Linked DNA regions of Homo sapiens: region 1 is linked to region 2. A link is an interaction called in ENCODE POLR2A ChIA-PET data of the cell type or tissue named here. Cell type or tissue: OCI-LY7. All regions are shown on one strand. Links, peaks and the distances in the headings refer to the core of each region. The heading gives the core; the rest is flanking DNA.

Evidence for each region. ChIA-PET counts read pairs that join two places held together with the same protein. Peaks named below come from ENCODE experiments on the same cell type or tissue, not always from the same donor. Only the 100,000 strongest peaks of a DNase experiment are listed, where the experiment ranks them.
Region 1: POLR2A ChIA-PET joins it to region 2 with 8 read pairs; 4 of 35 experiments call an interaction of 5 or more read pairs at or near these places.

The regions. Positions count from the first base shown.
Region 1 is chr2:231,499,627-231,506,865 of GRCh38, forward strand. It overlaps LINC00471 (long intergenic non-protein coding RNA 471), which reads right to left. Exons shown (of 5, transcript NR_199863.1): 5 at 2,461-3,578. It also overlaps the pseudogene RNU2-22P. Among named protein-coding and RNA genes, the nearest start is that of LINC00471, 11 kb to the right of the region's middle. In OCI-LY7, for the core only: no CTCF peak of the experiment used is centred there; no DNase peak of the experiment used is centred there.
Region 2 is chr2:231,662,557-231,669,795 of GRCh38, forward strand. No RefSeq gene overlaps it. Among named protein-coding and RNA genes, the nearest start is that of PTMA, 42 kb to the right of the region's middle. RefSeq lists enhancers at 1-4,842, 3,335-4,542, 3,681-3,740, 3,890-4,425, 4,071-4,290 and 3 more and a silencer at 4,521-4,580. In OCI-LY7, for the core only: no CTCF peak of the experiment used is centred there; DNase peaks (open chromatin) are centred at 3,395, 3,955 and 5,065; H3K4me3 peaks cover 1,757 bases; H3K27ac peaks cover 4,401 bases.

The DNA.
Region 1 (7,239 bases), core at 1,369-6,368, 160 kb before region 2:
ATCTCAGTGTAGATTTTATTTTAAATTGTTTTACTATGAGTGAGGATGAGTATCTTTTCCTATGCTTAAAACTCCGTTCCTGTCTGTCTGTAGCCTGCCTGTATTTCCCCTAAATTGTTGGTATTTTTCTTACTCATTTGTTAGGTGCACTTTTATTTTATTTATTTATTTATTTTTGAGACGGAGTCTTGCTCTGTTGCCCAGGCTGGAGTGCAATGGCGCGATCTCGGCTCACTGCAACCTCCGCCTCCCAGGTTCAAGCGATTCTCCTGCCTCAGCTTCCCGAGTAGCTGGGATTACAGGTGCCCGCCACCACGCCTGGCTAATTTTTTCTGTTTTTAGTAGAGACAGGTTTCACCATGCTGGCCAGGCTGGTCTGGAACTCCTGACCTTAGGTGATCTGCCCACCTTGGCCTCCCAAAGTGCTTGGATTACAGGCGTGAGCCACCACACCTGGCCTTCAGAAGGTTTCATCGTGGGGACATGCTTTATTTTTATTTATTATTATTTTTTAAGATGGAGTTTCACTCTTGTTGCTCAGGTTGGAGTGCAATGGTGCAATCTCGGCTCACTAACCTCCGCCTCCCGGGTTCAAGTGATTCTCGTGCCTCAGCCTCCCAAGTAGCTGGGACTACAGGTGCCTGCCACCATGCCTGGCTAATTTTTTGTATTTTTAGTAGAGACAGGGTTTTACCATGTTGACCAGGCTGGTCTCGAACTCCTGACCTCAGGTGATCCACCTGCCTCAGCCTCCCAAAGTGCTGGGATTACAGGCGTGAGCCACCATGCCTGGCCTGGTGCACTTTTTTTTGAGAGGCAGTCTTGCTTTGTCGCCCAGGCTGGAGTGCAGTGGCGCGATCTCGGCTCACTACAACCTCTGCCTCCCGGGATCAAGCGATTCTTCTGCCTCAGCCTCCTGAGTAGCTGGGATTACAGGCGCATACCACCATGCCTGGCTAATTTTTTCTATTTTTAGTAGAGACGGGGTTTCACCATGTTAGCCAGGATGGTCTCAAACTCCCGACTTCAGGTGATCCGCCTGCCTCGGCCTCCCAAAGCGCTGGGATTACAGGCGTGAGCCACTGCACCTGGCCTCTGGTGCACTTTTATATCAGTAAAACCAGTCTTCAGTTTTGATGAGTTACCAATATTTTTCCCTGGTGTGTCACTTGTCTTTTGACTTTGCTTATGGGGATTTTTTTTTCCTCCATGTAAAAATATATTTCTGCAGTCAAATTTATATATCTTTTTTTTTTTTCTTTGAGACAGAGTTTCCCTCGCTCTTGTCACCCAGGCTGTTGTGCAATGGCATGATCTCAGCACACTGCAACCTCCACCTCCTGGGTTCAAGCGATTCTCCTGCCTCAGCCTCCCGAGTAGCTGGGATTACAGGCGCCCACCATCATGCTCAGCTAATTTTTTTGTATTTTTAGTAGAGACAGGGTTTCACCATGTTGGCCAGGCTGGTGTGGAACTCCTAACCTCAGGTGATCCACCCGCCTCGGCCTCCCAAAGTGCTGGAATTACAGGTGTGAGTCATTGTGCCTAGCCAAATTTATATAACTTTTCTTTTGGGACTTCCAGGATTGTGTCATACTTCAAAAGGCCTTCCTCTCCTGAAGATTATTAAAACAAATAAAACCCAAAAATATTCTCTATGTCTTCCTCTAATACTTTATGGTTTCATATTTTACATGAAATCTCTAATGAACCTGTAATTTAATTTGGTGAAAGGTATGAATAAGGACATATCGAGTCAGATTCTTTCTTCTTGAGACAGAGTTTTGCTCATTGCCCAGGCTGGAGTGAAGTGGCACGATCTCTGCTCGCTGCAACCTCTACCTCCTGGCTTGAAATGATTCTCCTGTCTCAGCCTCCTGAGTAGCTGGGATTACAGGTGTGTACCACCATGACTGGCTAATCTTCTGTATTTTTAATAGAGACGGAGTTTTACCACGTTGGCCAGGCTGGTCTCAAACTTCTGAGCTCAGGTGATCCCCCCGCCTCGGCCTCCCAAAGTGCTGGGATTATAGGCATGAGCCACCGTGCCTGGTCTGAGTCAGATTCTTAAACATAATGCACCACATTCTGTTGTTGTTTTTGTTTTGTTTTGTTTTTGAGATGGAGTCCCATTCTGTCACCAGACTGGAGTGCAGTGGCCCAATCTTGGCTCACTGCAACCTCTGCCTCCCGGGTTCAAGCAATTCCCCTACCTCAGCCTCCCGAGTAGCTGGGACTACAGGAGCGTGCCACAACGCCCAGCTAATTTTTTGTATTTTAGTACAGACGGGGTTTCACCATGTTGGCCAGGATGGTCTCAATCTCCTGACCTCATGATCCGCCAGCCTCAGCTTCCCAAAGTGCTGGGATTACAGGCATGAGCCACCATGCCCAGCCTGCACCACACTCTTTTCTGGCATAGGTACTATGCTTTATTTCACATGGCCATGGAGTCTCTGGTTTCTCTTATCTCCCCTTTATTTATTTTTTATTATTTTTAATTTAGGACATATCAGATATTAAACTGAAAAAACAGATACTACACTTGATCTTAGCCAAAAGGCTGAGAAGTGATACAGTAATTCTTCAGGTAGAGAAATGATTACAAAGATTTAAGTATATTTAATTAAAACCTAATTAAACTTCGAGAAATTATATAGCTTTTGGCAGGAACTTGTTTGCTGGTTTTCTGGAGACTATAGGCAGAGTGCTCCCAAATCTCCTCCTAGTAAACACTGCTAACAATTTGGAATTTATTCTTTCAGATTTGTTTCCTCATATTTATCATGGCTTTCCAGGTCAATACATACAGTTCTATCTTATGCTTGAAGATCTGTAGTATTCTTTCTAGAGATTATGTTCATCAGAACATACTGCTACAGATTATTTTAGAGTTCACCTACACCAACATATTTAGCTCAAATGTATCTGTAAACCCAATACTCAATTTTCACCTCAATGACAATCCCTTCAAAATATATTATACTCCACCCTCTCTAATTTCACCATATTCACTCTCTTACTCTACCAAAGCCTAGATATCTAAGGACAGTGTTTCATTAATTGGTTACAACATAAACCTAACAATTCAATTCTATGTGCTATTTTGGTACCTGTCCAAGCAAGTTACTAAGTACATTATTCTAGTGGAGTCAGCCCTGGAGAGAGAAGACAGAATGTACATAATCTATGAATAAATTCCAATCTTCAATCTTGTACTTGGTAGCAGATGAAGTCTCTATTTCTCTATAGCACCACTACAGTTTTCTAGGAGTTTTGGCTGTCCCTTTATGATGTCCCCTTTGGCTTTTTATGCCTACTGGCAGAAATCTGGATAACTACTCTTTCCTTCTCTAAAATCAGGCATAAAAGATTTGAGAGAATGTAAGGAAATTCCATTATGTTTGTATCCAGTAGACATACATTCTTATTCAGTACGAGGTGCAAAACATACTTTTTACTCATCCCATCTTTGCTCACTAATCTGATTTGAAAAGCATCCTCAAACACTTCTTTTAATTCATGTGGAGTGACTTTGTCAGGCAGGTTCTTGATCAAAAGTGTTTTGGCATTTTGATCTACATAAAAACAAAAGAATATTTTTGGTGAGTTTAGATTTAGTAAGCATCAAAAGTCCCCTAAGATAGAAAAAATACCCCTCGGGTGGGGCGCAGTGGCTCATGCCTATAATCCCAGCACCTTGGGAGGCCGAGGTGGGCAGATCACGAGGTCAGGAGATGAAGACCATCCTGGCTAACACAGTGAAACCCCGTCTCTACTAAAAATACAAAAAATTAGCCGAGTGTGGTAGCACGTGCCTGTAATCCCAGCTACTCGGGAGGCTGAGGCAGGAGAATGGCTTGAACACGGGAGGTGGAGGTTGCAGTGAGCCAAGATCGCACCACTGCACTCCAGCCTGGGCGACAGAACGAGACTCTGTTTTAAAAAAAAAAGAAAAAAGAAAAAATACCCCTCAAAGAGTTGCAAAGTGGAAACAATACATCTTCATTAGTTTAACAAATATTTGAACACATACTCTGGGGTAGGGCCTGTGCTACATGCTCGCTGTGAAAACACGAACTTGGCCTCTGCTCTCAGGAATGTGTTCTTGTTGGAGAAGACTGGTAAATGAGGGTCATGTAGTTATAAACTTCGATAAGTGCCAGGATGGACAAGTAAAAGGGGCAATGAGGAAGTCTAGTAGAGAAGTTTACCCTAGTGTGGGGGTAAGGAAAGAGTTTTCTGATCTGAGGAAGTGATATTTAAGCTAAAACTGGATGGATGGGTTTCAAGTAGCCAGAGACTGAGTCCTGGAAAGAATGTTATGACAGAGAAAGGTGAGCCATGCAGCTCAAGCACAGGAGAGAGGGCAAGGTGCCACGGAGGCAGGTGGCCTGTCGGAAACTGAGGACTACTTGCATCAAATTAGAAAGAATGTGATATTCCTGCCTGACCCAGAATCTTCTAGACACATGGATACCTTTGAACAAATTACCTTGTTTGCATACCTTTGTTTCCTTTCCCTTTGGTTTCTTTAATTTCATACCCAAGGACTTTTGTATCACTTAGTTCCAAGGCTTTTTCTTGATCAGCAGATTTAAAATTCACATAACCAGCCGGGCGCGGTGGCTCACGCCTGTAATCCCAGCACTTTGGGAGGCTGAGGTAGGTGGATCACGAGGTCAGGAGATCGAGAACATCCTGGCTAACACAGTGAAACCCCGTCTCTACTAAAAAAATACAAAAAAATTAGCCGGGTGTGGTGGTGGGCGCCTGTAGTCCTAGCTACTTGGGAGGCTGAGGCAGGAGAATGGCGGGAACCTGGGAGGCGGAGCTTGCAGTGAGCCAAGATCGCACCACTGCACTCCAGCTTGGGCGACAGAGCAAGACTGTCTCAAAAAAAAAAAAAAAAATTCACATAACCAAATCTCCTACAGAGATGTAGAAGAAAAGGGAAAAAGCACACACAGGTAAGATGAAAAGCATATGCCTCTGGTTAGCTAATCACGCTAGCTGTTGGAATAGAAATTAGCACTAAGTCACGAGCAGCTGCCTAATTTACAGTTTAAAAGCAAGGCTCCACAAACTGGCAGTCAGTACTATGAAGTAACTATGGAGAACTAGTTCTTACCCAGGGGGCAAGCTTGACAATCTCTAGAGACATTTTTGGCTGTTACAAACAGGGAATCATCTAGTGTCTAATGGGTAGAATCCAGGGAGGTTGCTAAACATCCCACAATGAACTGGACAGCCACCATAACATAGAACTGCCCAGCCCAGACCCGGTGCAGTGGCTCATGCCTGCAATCCCAGCACTTTGCGAGGCCAAGGCATGCAGACTGCTTGAGCTCAGGAGTTTGAGACCAGCCTGGTCAACATGTATTTCCTGTCTCTACAGAAAATACACACACACAAAAATTAGCCAGGCATAGTGGTACATGCCTGTGGTCCCAGCTAGTCAGGAGGCTGACGTGGGAAGATGGCTTGAGCTGGAGGGCAGGGGTTGCAGTGAGCCGAGATCGCACCATTGCATTCCAGCCTGGATGAAAGAGCCAGAGGCCCTGTCTCCAAAAAAAAATTGTCCAGCCCAGAATGTCAGTAATGCTGAAGTCAAGAGACCTCGTTCTAGAGCAAGGACTGAGAATCAGTGCAGAGTTTGCCTATTGACATCTCTATTGGTTTTCTGCTTAACAACTGACAAAATTTAACCAAGAGCTATAGAAAGTGTGGCTTGAAATTACAAATTTTGGCTGGGCGCAATGGTTCACACCTGTAATCCCGGCACTTTGGGAGGCTGAGGTGGGAGGATTACTTGAGCTCAGGAGTTTGAGATCAGCCTGGGCAACATGGCGAAACCTCATGTACAAAAAAGGCATGGTGATGTGTGCCTGTAGTCCCAGCTATTCAGGAGGCTGAGGTGGGAGGATTGTTTGAGTCCAGGTGGCAGAGGTTGCAGTGAGCCATGATCACACCACTGCACTCCAGCCTGGGCAACGGAGTGAGACCCTGTTTCAAAAAAAGTTATTTATTTATGTATTTATTTTTGGCTCGGTGCAGGGGTTCACACCTGTAATCCCAGCACTCTGGGAGGCTGAGACTGACGGATCACTTGAGACCAGGAGTTCAGGACCAGTCTGCGCAACATGGCAAAACCCCGTCTCTACTAAAAATACAAAAATTAGCTGGGCATGGTGGCAGGCGCTTGTAATCTTAGCTACTCGGGAGGCTGAGGCAGGAGAATTGCTTGAACCTGGAAGGTAGAGACTACAGTAAGCTGAGATCGCGCCACTGCACTCTAGCGACAGAGGGAGACTGTCTCAAAAAAATTTTTTTTTGGAATTTTTAAGAAACAGGCAGGCCACAGTGAGATCGCACCACTGCACTCTAGCCTGAGCGACAGACGGAGACTGTCTCAAAAAAAAAAATTTTTTTTTTTAATTTTTAAGAAATAGGCAGGGCACAGTGGCTCACACCTGTAATCCCAGCACTTTGGGAAGCTGAGGTGGAAGGATCACTTGAGCCCAGGAGTTTGAGACCAGCCTGAGTAAAATAGCAAGACCCTGTCTCTAAGACTTGGAAGATCTTGGGATTATTTTAATATTTTGGTTGGGAAAATGGGGTAGCAAAGTTTAATATAACAGATTTACTAAACATGAGCCACTGAAGGATTTTACATATTCATTTTAAACTGCGAGTGACTGAGGTAAAATCCCACCAAAGGGTGAAGAGCAGGTAACAAAAGGACCTGAGAAGACAGCAGCCTATGAACCATCATGAAGTACTACAAAGCTACTGGAACATCTAAATTCTCCAGGAATAGTAAGTGCTGGGCTGATATGCTCTTAAAAACCTTCTTAGTTGATTGGTATTTACCTGGACAAGCCAACTTTGACACCAACAACTTCAAGATCATTTTTAGCAAAAAATTCACTGAGGCCAACTTTTAGTTCAGCAGCAGTTTTGCTGAAATTCAGGTTTCCAACAAACAGTTGGAATGCTACACGTGGTTCAGTTGCTACACAAAAAGGTAAAAAAAAAAAAAAAGAACTCAGTTCAGAAAAAGTAGCACTAAAAGAAAATCCACTGAAAATTGTAACACCAAGCTTCTGTAGCAAATCCCATTGTTGCTCATTTGGGCTAATGGAGACTAAGTTTTTGCCAATGTGACATTCTCCATGCATCTCCTGTGCCTTAAACCACGGCCAACACGCTACCTTCTAATTTCTTTTCTTTTTCTTT
Region 2 (7,239 bases), core at 1,231-6,230:
CACAACAAATGCCCAAGCGCCAGGGCTTCGCTGTCTGCAGGTCCTTCCGCTGCCCGCGGAGCGAAGATGGCGCCTAGAGCTTGCAGCGTTGCCCAAATATGGGGGGAATTAGGCGCCTCTACCTCCTCAAGAAGGGTCTGCCGGCTGACCTCGGGGGTGTGCACGTCCTTCTGTGTGCAGAACCCTGGGGCGTGCGCCTTTCTGTATGTGCACAACCTCGGAAGTGTGCGCATACCCTTGCTTACACTCCCTAGCACGCACACCAAAACTCTGGCATGCACGAACCCGCGGGTTTCCATGTTTTCGTATGTGCACGACCTCGAGGATGTACTTGGACCCGAGAATGTCCGCATTTGTGTTTGCACAGGTCCGGGTGTGCACGGACACGTGCATTCAGGAATGTAGTGGTTCACAGAAGCCGCTGTTTGCGCGGCCCGGGGATGTACGTGGACCCTCGAGTGCTAGCCCCGCCTCCGCTGTCTGTGGCCCGCGAACACGATCTTGTTTCCGGCCTGTTTTGGATTCATTTGCACTTGCCCAGTTTACATGCAAAGCATAATCTGCCGACCACCCCAAGCAATTTTTAATCTTTCCTTCGTTCTTTCTTCACTGATTTTTTGGCTCCTGCCCTGGACCCAACTTTGCACTTGGGCGCACACGGTGATAGTGACGCAGAGCATGAAGCCAGTGGGAGAAACGCCTAGAAATAGGCAGTTAGGACAACCTGAGACCACTGTGAAGGAGGCGCTTGGCTTGTCAATGACAGGGGAAGCGGCCTGGAGGAAGCCGTGAGCCGAGACCAGGGCATGGGGTAGAGGGAATAGGGTAATGGGCCCAGGACTGTTTGGGGAGGCATTCAGTCTCATTTGAGAGGATGGTGGGTGGAAGCAGAGGAGGCAGGTCATGGAGAGGAGTGTGTGGGGAAGGGACCTGTTGGTGAGGCTCGGGGGGCAGAAGACTTGGGCAGGCGTCTGAAGTGAGAGCTCGCATGGACTGGCCTCCCTAGGGAGCAGTGGGGAGAAGCAGCTGGGGCCTGGGGGTAGAGCCCGTGTGCCCACTGTTGACACCTTCGCGGGCTACTGCTCCTCGTGGCTTCTGTATGGAGCACAGGCCTCTTTCCGGGAGAGGGACTCGGACTGCAGGCTCCAGCCCTGCACTGCCATGAAAGGCCTGGGCAGGTTGTCTGCATAAGAACAGTACCTCTGGTGGTGGAAATGGAGGGAGACGCCACGGCACAGAGGACCTGTCCCAGACACGCGGGATGGCAAGCATCAGAGCTGGAGTGACTGCCGAGGTCCCCTGGTGAGGCCCTCCTTGTCTCTCCCTCAGCAGCCTAGTCCCCTCTGATTTTTTTTTTTTCTTTTTTGAGACGGAGTCTCTGTCGCCCAGGCTGGAGTGCAGTTGGCACCGTGTAGGCTCACTGCAACCTCTGTCTGCTGGGTTCAGGCACTCCTGACCTCAGGTGATCCACCCGCCTCGGCCTTCCAGAGTGCTTGGGATTACAGATGTGAGCCACCGCGCCCGGCCCGTCCTCTGTTTATGGTTACGGGTACTCTCCAGTCATGCTCACGGAAAACCTCTCCCTGGAGGTGTCTGCGTTTGCCTTGAGAATCCCTCTCCACGAGGTCCCCAATGTGTCTGTCCCCAGCTCATTGGAACATGTCTCAGGGAGCAGGGGCCACTTCGCACACTTTGCAGGACAGCCTTTTTGCTGTAGGCCAGATCTTTTTTCTTTTTCCTTTTTTTGGAGACAGAGTCTTGTTCTCTTGCCCAGGCTGGAGTGCAGGTAATATGATCTCAGCTTACTGCAACCTCCACCACCTGGGTTCAAGCGATTCTCATGCCTCAGCCTCCTGAGCAACTGGGATTATAGGCATGTATCACCACACCTGGCTAATTTTTGTATTTTTAGTAGAAATGGGGTTTCACTATGTTGGCCAGGCTGGTCTCGAACTCCTGGCCTCAAGTGAACCACCCGCCTCAGCCTCCCAAAGTGCTGGGATTACAGGCACTAGCCAATGCACCCGTCCTAGGCCAGATTTTTTTTTTTTTAATCTGAAATGAAGGTTTTTTTTCAGTCACCCAGAAGACACTTTTTTGTTTTGAGAGAGAGTCTTGCTTTATTGCCCAGGCTGGAGTGCAGAGGTGCAATTTCGGGATTACAGGCACATGCTACCACGCCTGCCTAGTTTTTTGTCTTTTTAGTAGAGACGGGGTTTTCTTGGCCAGGCTGGTCTCAAACTCCTGACCTCAGATGATATTCCCGCTTCAGCCTCCCAAAGTGCTAGGATTACAGGCGTGTTCCACCGCGCCCAGCCTAGACCAGATCTGTTTTATCTGAAACGGAAATGAAGGCTTTTTTTCTGTCACCCAAAAGATACTTTCTGAGCACATGGTCTGTTAAGCCTCTGTCTGGACTAGAGATAGAGCTGTGGAGCAGTTCCTGCCTCTAAGGAACATACAGGCCCAAGTCCCAGGACATGAGGGTCCAGAAGCAGACAAACAGCTTCTTTCCACTGAACCTGGACCTGCCTTCACCCTCCCCACCCAGCCCCGTGCATCTTGAATTAAAACAGAGAAGCTGGGGATTGGATGGCGGCAGGCCCTTCTCCCCACCAAGAGAGTGGCCCTGCCAGGCACTGCCTTCCTCTTTCCCAGGCCTGGGAATTGCCCCCAGCCCCTGCTTCTGGGAGTAACGGGGAGTTGACTGCACTCTGGGACACCAGTTGGGACCCTCCTCAGAAGGGGATGGGGACAGTCCTCAGTGCAGGGCAGTCTGCGGGGGAGGCCATGGTGGGGCTATCCCACTGACCTCCCTCAGCACCATATCTGGACAGCCGTGCCACCCTGGGAGGTGGGGTGAGGGGGCCAGTGTCTAGCCGTCTAGCTGTTGTTCCCGTGACACTCAGGCCTCAGGGCAGGTTGTGCCACTTTCATCCACCAGCAGGGCCAAGGCCTGGAGCCCGCAGGGCACCAATTCTGAGATCTGCTCTAAACAAGGCCTGCATCCTTCAAAGTTGGTGAGGTGGTCTCTTCTCCTGTAGGACAGGCAGGTTTCCTACTTTCCCCAAAGGCCCCAGGACTTGGGTGATGTCCTTCTCCGTCAACGGTCCTCTCCTTCAGCACAAGGCTCCAGAGGCAGCTCCCCATCCCACCCCACTCCTGAGCAGGCGGCCGGAGCTGCCCCCTCTGAATGCCACGCTGGGCAAGGGGTCCGTGCCTGGGAAACACCTGGTGGGCAATGCTCTGGCCTCAAGAATAAACAACGGGGATCTAGATGATGCCACCGTCCTCAGTCTCTGACCTCCAAAGGAGCCACATTCAAGAGAAGGGAGGTCCCTCCACAAATGAGACAGCAGAAGAATAAATGCTACCCTGTGCCTGCCGACTTCCTGCAGAGGTCTGTGGGCTCGTGTAAATAATTGAATGGAAAACTTCAGAAGGAAGGCAGCCCACGGGAGCCTGGCCTTGCCCGCCAGAAAGCAGGTTATAAAATGTTTCCCATGTAAGTGGTGGCTGGGGGTAGTCAGGAGGCCTAGTTACAACCCCGAGAAGTAAGGCTGCCCTGGGCTCCCAGGGGAAACACTGGGCTGGGTGGGTGGGCGCTCTTCAGGGAGTAGATTCCTCCCGGCCACCCTCAGCTCCTAGTCTCTTGGGTGTGGTAGCTCCAAGATCTCAAAGCCCAATCGCCGAGCCCGGTGGTTTCCGATGTGTCCTACCCTCCCTCCTGCTGCACATGCAGCTTGCATTGCTGGGGAGTAAGGGGAGATGATTTCCGGCCAGCACAGGCAAAGCCAGGCAGGGAGTCCCCTGAGGCGGCGCAGCAGGAGGACCACCAAGTGTGGCCCATACGCCCGGCATCCGGCCCTCTCCCTGCCTTGTCCTCAGCTGAGGCCTGAGGTGAATTGTAGGCTGGGCCGATTCCCCACCCCTGGCCTCAGGGCGGTTCCTCCTGGGTCCAACTGCCCCAGCCCAGGCCATCTGGGAGGCAGGCTGGGCGGGGAGAGAGGGAGGGAGGACGTGTGTGAGCCACTGCCCAGCCCCCGAGGCACAAACATTTCCTTATGTGGTGGCTCTGAGTGCCCGGGCGACACCCTAGAGGCTGCTGGGGAGGGCCAGGGCCGGACACACCCTGGGTGATCGCAGAAGCAGAGCCCCTGCCCAACAGGATCTTGGCCTCATCTTGTGGAGGAACGGACCCCCACCTGGCTCTTTGTCCCCTGGAGTGGCCCACAATCCCCTAGGAGGAAGTGGTCACTGCTTCTGTACGGGATGTTTCCCCAAATTCCCCGTGTTTGCAAGAGAAACTGTGAGATTAGAGGTACAGCAGAGACCCCAGCCCCGGGACAGGAAGGGGTGAAGGGTGGGCTGGCAGGCCCCTAGCCTCAGGGTGCGCCTCCCGCACCGCCCCCCACTCAGCACCAGGCACGGCGCTACTCCCTTTGTTTCCGGCAGGCTTTGGGAGCTATATTTGGCTGTGGGGGGATAACAGGGTGACTCATGGGAGGGACGGCCCGGGGTGGGAAGTGGAGGAGCTGTGTCTCTGGAAATGCGGCTCCCTCTGTTCCCAAGCCTGCCGCAGGTGCTAGCCCTCCGTGAGCGCTGAAAGCAAAACAGCCAACAACGCCAGGGCTCCCACCTGTAATCTCAGCACTTTGGGAGGCCGAGGGGGGCAGATTGCTTGAGCCCAGGAGTTTGAGACCAACCTGGCCAGCACAGTGAGACCCCGTCTCTACAGAAAAAAATTAGCCAGGTGTGACGGTGCACGCCTGTGGTCCCAGCTACTCTGGATGCTGAGGCAGGAGAATCACCTGAGCCTAGAAGTTCAAGGCTGGAGAGAGCCGAGATCACGCCACTACACTCCAGCCTGGGCAACAAAATAAGACCCTATCTCAAAAAAAAAAGAAAGAAAGAGAAAAGAAAAAGAAACTGGGCAGACCCAGCATAGCTGCCTCCCACAGCAACGCAAGGCTGCATGGTCCCTGCACTTGCTCTCGGGGTGTAGGACATTGACCTCAGGGGGCACCCCAGCTGTCCAGAGTCTGGTTAGCACACCCCAGGCCTGATCCCCTGGGATGTCTACTCAGACCCCCGAACTGCCCTAGCTTCTCAGGCCAGTGTCATTTCTCCAAGGTGACAGCCTTTAAAGCAGATTTGAATGGCTGACAGGGCGTGTTCCCCATGGGATATGTATTTTATTGTTGTTTTATGGCTTTTTTTTTTTTTCTTGAGACAGAGTCTCACTCTGTCGCTCAGGCTGAAGTGCAATGGAGCAATCTCGGCTCACTGCAACCTCTGCCTCCTGGGTTCAAGCGATTGTCCTGCCTCAGCTTCCCAAGTAGCTGGGATTATAAGCACCTGCCACCATACCTGGAGAATTTTTTTTGTTTTGTTTTGTTTTTTGAGACACACCTGGCTAATTTTTGTTTTTGTTGTTGTTTGTTTTTTTTTTTTGAGACAGAGTTTCCCTCTTGTTGCCCAGGCTGGAGTGCAACGGTGCAATCTCGGCTCACTGCAACCTCCGCTTCCCAGGTTCAAGCAATTCTCCTGCCTCAGCCTCCCAAGTAGCTGGGATTACAGGCACGTGCCACCACACCCAGCTAATTTTGTATTTTTAGTAGAGATGGGGTTTCTCCATGTTGGTCAGGCTGGTCTCGACCACCTGACTTCAGGTGATCCGCCTGCCTCGGCCTCCCAAAGTGCTGAGATTACAGGCATGATGAGCCACTGCGCCCGGCATTTTTGTATTTTTAGTAGAAATGGGGTTTCACCATGTTGGCTGGGCTGGTCTCGAACTCCTGACCTCAGGTGATCTGCCTGCCTTGGCCTCCCAAAGTGTTGGGATTACAGGCATGAGCCACCGTGCCTGGCCAGGATATTTTTTAAATGGGGCTCCAGTAAGAAATGTGCTCATTCCAGTGCATCTTGAATTGGTCTGATTTCAGGGAGTATATAGGTTGAGGCTGACTCCGAAAGTTAACCCTGGTCTAGGAGGCCTTGGCATGCCAGCACCGCCAGTACCACCCCCACCGGGCTGAGGGGATGAGCCTGCTGGGCCTGGCTGCCAGCTGGCCCTGCGACTCCCATCTTTTCTCCGACAGCCCCTTGATGCTCGGCTCCCCGGGGTCTGTCCTTGGTCCCTCAGTCAAGGGACATCCATCTCTAAATTGCCTTCCTCCCTTGGTCAAGGGACATGCATCTCTAAAGTGCCTTCCTCCCAGCGACTACCCTTACCACCTGACACTGGGAAAGTCACCTCCTGCCTCAGAGCTCCCATTGGCCCCAGCCCAACTTGCCCCATCCTGATTCAGTGGGAATGGGTAGGATTCAAGCCCCCCAGTTCGAGACCCAGTCTTCTGTGGTACACTAGGATCCCAGAGCTGAAGTAGAGAATCTGGTTAATACATCAGTGTACAGACTCTTCAGTTTTAAGATTCTCTTTCCATACTGGGGGAGGTCTCAGGAATCTGTAGAAGGTAGATGGGGAAATGGACACTCAGAAGCATCAGACACTTCACAATCCAGATGCTGATAAAATGGCCAAACCTTGGTGTTCAAAGGGATCTTAGTGGTCATCTCATTCAACCCAACTACCCAAAGCAGAAATCTCTTCTACTGCTTCCTTGATTGCTTCCAGCAGCGGGGAACTCACTGCCTTGGTATGGTTTTGTTTTGCTTCTTGTTTTTGAGATAGTCTCTCTTTGTCACCTAGGCTGGATTGCAGTGGCATGATCATGGCTCACTGCAGCCTTGACTTCCTGGGCTTGAGCGATCCTACCTTCTCAATCCACTCCCCCTCAAAGTAGCTGGGACTATAGGTGTGTGCCACCATGCCCCACTTATTTCTGTATTTTTAGCAGAGGCAGGGTTTTGCCATGTTGCCCAGGCCAGTCTTGAACTCCTAGGCTCAAGTGATCCTTCTGCCTTGGCCTCCCAAAGTGCTGGGATTACGGGTGCGAGCCACCACGCCCGGCGGGTGTGTTCTGTCTTATACTTAAAGGAATTAAAATTTTCCTCCTTCAGCGTCTGTCCTCGTGGTCCTTGTTCTGTGTGTTCTGTGAAAGCAGAGTTACAGGGTGGTTTGCTACCCGCTGCATCCCACCACCTCATACAAAGCTGGGATGTAGCGATGTTCAATGGATATGCTGCCGGAATGATGGATGAAGCAATACTGAATGTTAGCCATGGTGCTGCCTTGCAGTCATCTACTCTAGGCTATACAGCACCATCTCACATATG